Regions from separate parts of the Mus musculus genome. Here region 2 is linked to region 1. A link is a contact called in ENCODE Hi-C or POLR2A ChIA-PET data. All regions are on one chromosome and are shown on one strand. Each heading gives the region's core, a stretch centred on a gene start or an enhancer-like site at or near the end of the contact. The rest is flanking DNA. Distances are from core to core; before and after follow the strand shown. Region 1 overlaps Pacsin2 (protein kinase C and casein kinase substrate in neurons 2). Region 2 overlaps Pacsin2 (protein kinase C and casein kinase substrate in neurons 2).

What was found. A loop is a pair of places that touch in the nucleus more often than their neighbours do. ChIA-PET counts read pairs that join two places held with the same protein, here RNA polymerase II (POLR2A).
Region 2: a loop to region 1 is called in a map of left cerebral cortex, with 1.9 times the contacts of the local background. The contact joins two enhancer-like sites. A Hi-C loop is called at or near these places in 4 of 37 maps with a recorded cell type or tissue (heart and left cerebral cortex). POLR2A ChIA-PET finds 5 or more read pairs at or near these places in 2 of 5 experiments (Patski and embryonic stem cell).

The regions. Positions count from the first base shown.
Region 1 is chr15:83,409,053-83,411,816 of GRCm38, reverse strand. The region is part of intron 1 of Pacsin2 (protein kinase C and casein kinase substrate in neurons 2); the gene reads left to right. Among named protein-coding and RNA genes, the nearest start is that of Gm41368, 25 kb to the right of the region's middle. Within about 2 kb of position 1,481, at least 1 of the 3 ENCODE cell types and tissues checked has a DNase peak (open chromatin) inside an H3K27ac peak, as active enhancers do; it is heart, where a contact is called at or near this core.
Region 2 is chr15:83,443,329-83,446,154 of GRCm38, reverse strand. The region is part of intron 1 of Pacsin2 (protein kinase C and casein kinase substrate in neurons 2); the gene reads left to right. Among named protein-coding and RNA genes, the nearest start is that of Pacsin2, 20 kb to the left of the region's middle. Within about 2 kb of position 1,539, at least 1 of the 3 ENCODE cell types and tissues checked has a DNase peak (open chromatin) inside an H3K27ac peak, as active enhancers do; it is heart, where a contact is called at or near this core.

The sequences.
Region 1 (2,764 bases), core at 232-2,731:
GAAGTCATTGGAAGCAAAATAGGTTGTGCCAGGTAGCTGAGTTGAAACACATGTTTCTTCTTAACCAATGGTGTGAGGCCATGTGTTAGCTCAGGCCTGAACCAGGTGGTTTGTGTGCTCAAGAGATGCAGGACCCCTGTCCTTCTTCCTAAGGGACTGAGTGGACACACACTGAAGCTGGCAGCAGAGGGCCTCAGCTGGGCTGGAGGGTGCCTGTGTGGTTGGAGGGAGCAGAGCCTGAGCTTTTCATTGTTGTTGAGCCGCTGAACCCACTTGTGATGAATATGGTAGTGCTGGGCTCTCTTTCAGCCTTTAGAAGGACTTGAAGAAAAGAACATAGAATAAAATGGGAAGGGGACAGGTGTATTGATAAAGTAATTTTAGCCACTGGAGTTAAAACCTCTTCAAATAGTTTCCTTCTGTGGATCTCATCTCCCTGATTCAAAGTCACTCAGACTTCAGCCCCCCCCCCTAAAATGTCTGACAAGTTTTAGCAGAGTGAGGTATCCAAAGAAACGTGGATGCTACAGAGAAGGCCGTGAAGAAAAGAGGGCAGTGATACAGACCCACGCCCTCGGAGTTCCCATTTGTGGTGTGGTGGTGTAGCCTTTAATCCTAACACTCAGGAAGCAGAGGTAGATGGAACTCTGTGAGTTTGAGGCTAACCTAATCTACAGAGTTTCAGGAGAGCTAGGGCTATGTAGAGAGACCCTGTTGATAGGCAGGCAGGCAGACAGACAGACAAAATACAAAAAGGTGTTAGACATTGAAAGTGGTTTTGAGTGGGAGTTTGAGGCTAGGATACTGCCTGCCTCACCCAGGTCTGTAGTGCAGGAAGGGCATGGCAGACAGGAGGCGTGAACTGGCTGTACCTACAGTGCAGTGGCAGTAGAGTACCCACTTGGTCAGAGCTGTGTGCTCTGGGGGTGGGGTGGGAGGGCGAGGCTTGGGGACTGACAGTTTGGTGGGAAGCGAGCAGAGCTGGAGCTGTGGAGGCCATGGAGGGGCATGCATGGTCACTGGGCTGATTTCTCTCGAAGCTGGGAGGCTTGTCCTGGGATGTGGCCATGTGGGACCACCCTTCATCCCAACATGGCATCATTCAGGAAACAAAATGTCTTTGCCGGTTTGGTATTTCTTTCAAAAGCATTCTGTGTGGTTGGATGACATTTCAAATAGCTCAGGAGGCTGTTAACAGTAGAGTCTCCCCATGCCAGGGGCACATGTGACTGAGTGAGGACTGTGTAGCCATGAGCTTTGAGAGGTCACAGTTGCTGCCGTCCAGCAGGACACGTATGATGCTGCCCCGCAGCTGCCTGTGTTCCATCTCTGCACAGCCCTTGTCCTGGCTGCCTGGTGCCCCATGCTTCAAGTGTATTTCCTCTTCTCCTTTTAAGTCTCTTCTCATCTTTCTTTCCTTTCTCAGACAGGAGTTTACTGTTGGGAAAGCTGACCTTGTCGGTTCTACTTCCTCAGCCTCCCTGGTGCCAGACTCACGCCTCTGAGTCACTTCTCCCCGCTACAGTATCAGCATTTGATGGACACCAAAGTAGCTCTGAGTTTTCAGGGTTGTTTTTTTTTTTTCTGAACAGTCCCACAGTGAACTCTTAGCTCTCCTGGCTGAGCTTATCCATAGGGTAAACTTGCAGCTGAAACAGGTCCCAGGATAGATGGTAACTTCTCACATTGAGGTTGGATAATGTGCAGAGCTAAGGACAGATACAAAATATACAAGCTTGGGCTTTGTTTTTTTTTTTTTTAAGATTTACTTTTAATTATGTGAGTGTATGTGTGAGTGAAAGGGGACATGTGTATGAGGCACAGGTGCCCAAAGAGGCCAGACACATCGGATTCCCCTGGAGCTAGGTGTTCAGATGGTTGTGAGCTGTCTGACGTGGATCCTGGGAACCAAACTGGCATCACCTGCAAGAGCAGTAAATGCTCTTAAGTGCCCCATGCTTGGTTTTAAATAGCATGTCTTACTGCGTGGTTTTAGTTCTGAAAAGCTAAGTGCAGAGGTCCAGTCCAAGTTACTGTGCATCCTGTAGGTGAGATCCCATTGGTCCCTCTGCAGCTTTTGGTGCTGACCTCCCTGAGCCTAGTACATAGCAGGCCCGTCACTCTCCTGTCCCTTTACTGAGAGGTACCTGTCCCTACTTCCCGTCTTTTGGAGTCTTCTGAGGACATACTTGATCTCACCAAGTCCCTGTCCCTCACACTTCTTTCCCTAGCACCTATATTTCCTCTGTCCTAGAATTTAGCACACTGTGTGGCTCTGTCACTTAGCTGCATGGCAGGGTATCCTAGGGAGAATATCAACTCCAGGAGGACAGAGACTGTTAGCAGTTTAGGACAGTTGCTAGTATGTGGGAGATGTTTGTGGAATGAATGACTAACTGTGTACACTTATTTAAAGACTGCTGGCTGCCCACCTCACCCTGGGGCTGCACAGTGACTCGGAAGAGGCAGACATTTCCTAGGGACTGAAGAATATTCTGTGCAGGTAATGAGTAAGAAAGAAGCTTGTGTACCCATGGGACAGAAAGTGGCCTGGGAAGGCCGTGTGTGTACCACTGCTGCCCTCTGCGGCTAGTGCTTGGCAGGGATTTCAGAGGAGAGCTTCCTCTCATCTTTCAGGGAAGACAGGCAAGCACAGTTCTCGGACCCCCGTGCTTTCTGCAGTAGCCTGTAGGCCTCAGGAAGGCCTCTTGGTTTTTCCTCTGGAATGAACTAAAGGGATTAAAGTGAAGCTAGACGTCTTATG
Region 2 (2,826 bases), core at 290-2,789, 34 kb before region 1:
ACCTGGCTCCTCCATGCTCTGACTATTCTTGGCCAGCTACATGCCTGTGTAAGTAGCGGTGTTTGTTCTTAGTCAAAGAGAGGTCTGGACAGTCTCTAGGCTTGCCATTCCCAGGAAGTGGAATGTTTGCTCTGCTTTGGGCCTGGGTGGGATGCTGTGGTCTTTCTAATGCCACCGTCTGCCCTATAGGGGTTCTCCACTTTGCTCCAAGTACCCAGCCAGCTTCATATGAGCCTCTGAGCAGATGACAAGGAAACTGAGGCTCGGAGGAGCCCACATGTCGGGAGCCCTTGGGCTGTGTGTTTGCCTATTAAAGCCTGAAGGACTGGTTGGCTTGCTATTCTTGCACTCCTCTTCTTAAAAGAGTGGTTCCTAGGCCATCCCAGTCTTCATTGTCAGCAGTGGAGAAGAGAAGGGTCAGAGGATTGAAAGTACAGCTCTTCAGTGGCTCTTGGTAGCCCTCACAATAAAGCCCAGCCTTGTAGAATGGCCTCTGCCTACCTAATGTCTCTGCACATTCCTGCGTTTCTTCCTCCAAGATTCCCCTGCCCCCCACCTTCAGTCTTTGTCCTCACTTCGCCTTCCTCTCCAGGACTGCCTGCCATTCTAGTTAGTGTACTGCTCCTCATTTCCCAGAGGATTTGCTGAGGATGCTCTGTCTTTTTAAAATGGAGCCCAGGCGTTAGCTTTGCAGTGGTATAAGCGGATGGTTATGGAATCTACAAAGGGGCCTGGTGAGGACCTGCGGCTTGGGGATCATTTCTCTGTGTGCGGAGGGGCTGTCTAGGTTGCACTGGGCTTACTGCTTTTTTTTTTTTTTTTTTTTAAGATGAGAATTATACTGACTGTCCTTTCTCTTTCTTTCTTCCTCCCACTTCCCTCTCCCCTTCTCTCTTCTTTCCTATTACTGAGGTGGGGTCCCACTGTGTTATAGAATCTGGGATGTGGGATGGCATTAGAACTATGTAGACTAGGCTGGTCTCACACTTGGGACGGTTCTCTGGCTTCTGCCTCTGGCATACCGGAATTACAGGGATGAGCCACTCACCCAGCTCCTTGGTTGTCTATTTTTAGATCATGGATGTTTAAGCTTATATATGTTCTTCCCCTCCACCCCCCCCCCCGGATAAAAAATTCGTATCTCTAACACAAACGTATATTTTATTTTTGTGTGAGTGCAGAAATGCACGTGCCCCAGTTTGTCTGTGGCAGTTAGACAACTCTTGGGGGTTGGTTCTCTCCTGCTACCTTGTGGGATGTGGGAATTGAACTCCTGTAGTTAGCGATTCGATTCCTATAGTAGTACCTCCAAATGTGTCTGCTGTGGGAGTTTGGACAGTAAGTTCAAAGACTCATTTGAGTTCTTGCAGTGTTTCTTTGGAATGCAGGGGTTGGGCCACTGTTGATTAGAATGGCTCAAGGCTGGTGTCTCTGAAGTCAGTGCTTCCGCTCCGAGTGGCTTAGGAACATTGCTGCCTTCGCTGGTCTGTAGGCCTGCAGCTGCCTGGCTTAGCTCTTGTTCGGCTGTAGTTCAGGGAGGGTGCGGGGAGGATTCCTGGCTTGCATACCTGAGGCACATTCCTACAGGCTCTTGGGGTTCTGACCTTTGAACCAGATTGTTTCAGTCACTGTGTAGTATCTTCTTTTAGTTAACTAGGAACAGGATTGAGCAATCTCATTTGATTGCCTGGTGTTTCACGGAGCTAAGGGATGTAGGGATGTAGAAGAGGAAAGGGGACACAGGCGGGGTAGAGGGGCATAAAAGGTTGGGGTACATGAACATGAGTTCAGGTTTATCTCATTGTCAACTTCTGTTTCCAGTCCAGCTTACCAGTTCAGTCTGAGTGTGCCTCTTCAGCAAGTGCCCTGTGCGTGAGAGCTTTCTGGGGCATTTGGCAGTGGTAGACAGGGAAAGGTGCTTGGGAGGACCTCCATCGGGTTGTCCTCTGTCTCTATACATGTAGCTCCCAAAGAAATAGACAGTCAGACAAACAAATACATGTAAAGAAGAAAAGAGAGACATTCCAGTGCCCTCTATTCTCCCTAGCACACCCAAGTTTTTTGCTCTCTTCCATGTTCTTTGGAAGTGGGTATTTAAAATACAATTCTTAGAGGCCTTATGGTGTGACTACTGGTCTGAACACGATGGTGTGGGTCAGTGGGGTAGTGGTTGTTGGAAGGAAAGTGGGCTATTTTGAGTTATTTGTAATGAAGTCCTGGAGGGAAAAGCCAGCTGCTGTGTTGAGGGGTGTTGTCTAGATACCTGAGGCAGAGCTCTTCCTATGGGACCCTGAGCAGCCTGGATGTATGTATGTAGCCGTGCATATTTAGGCTCCAATTCTTACTGCAATTCTATATGGTCAGGGTTGTGATTGTACATAGAGGGCCAGAGAGGTTGTCAGTGCCTGCCCGGGGCCTGGAGACACAGCTCAGCAGTTAAGATCCTTGACGCTCTTCCAGAGCACCCACGCTTGGTTCCCAGCACCCACAGCAGACAGCTTCTCTGGAAGATCCAGTCCTTCCTTTGGCCTCTAGAGACACCTGCACACACAAGGCAGAGAAACACACATGAATACATAAATAAAAAGAAATCTTTCAACTTACATGTCTAGTAAGTGACTGAGTCAAGATTTGAACTTGGATTACTCTCAGTATGCAGAGTCAGAATCCCATCTCTCTCCAGAGTTGTGAACTAAGCATTGGGTGTGGCAGCCTTGTGGGCCATAAAGGAGAGATTCTTTTAGTCAGGGCTTTCATGGAGCAACTTTAGTATCTGAATGTATATAGAGCTGCACACTTATTTATAAAACTCACAGAAGCGGTCTG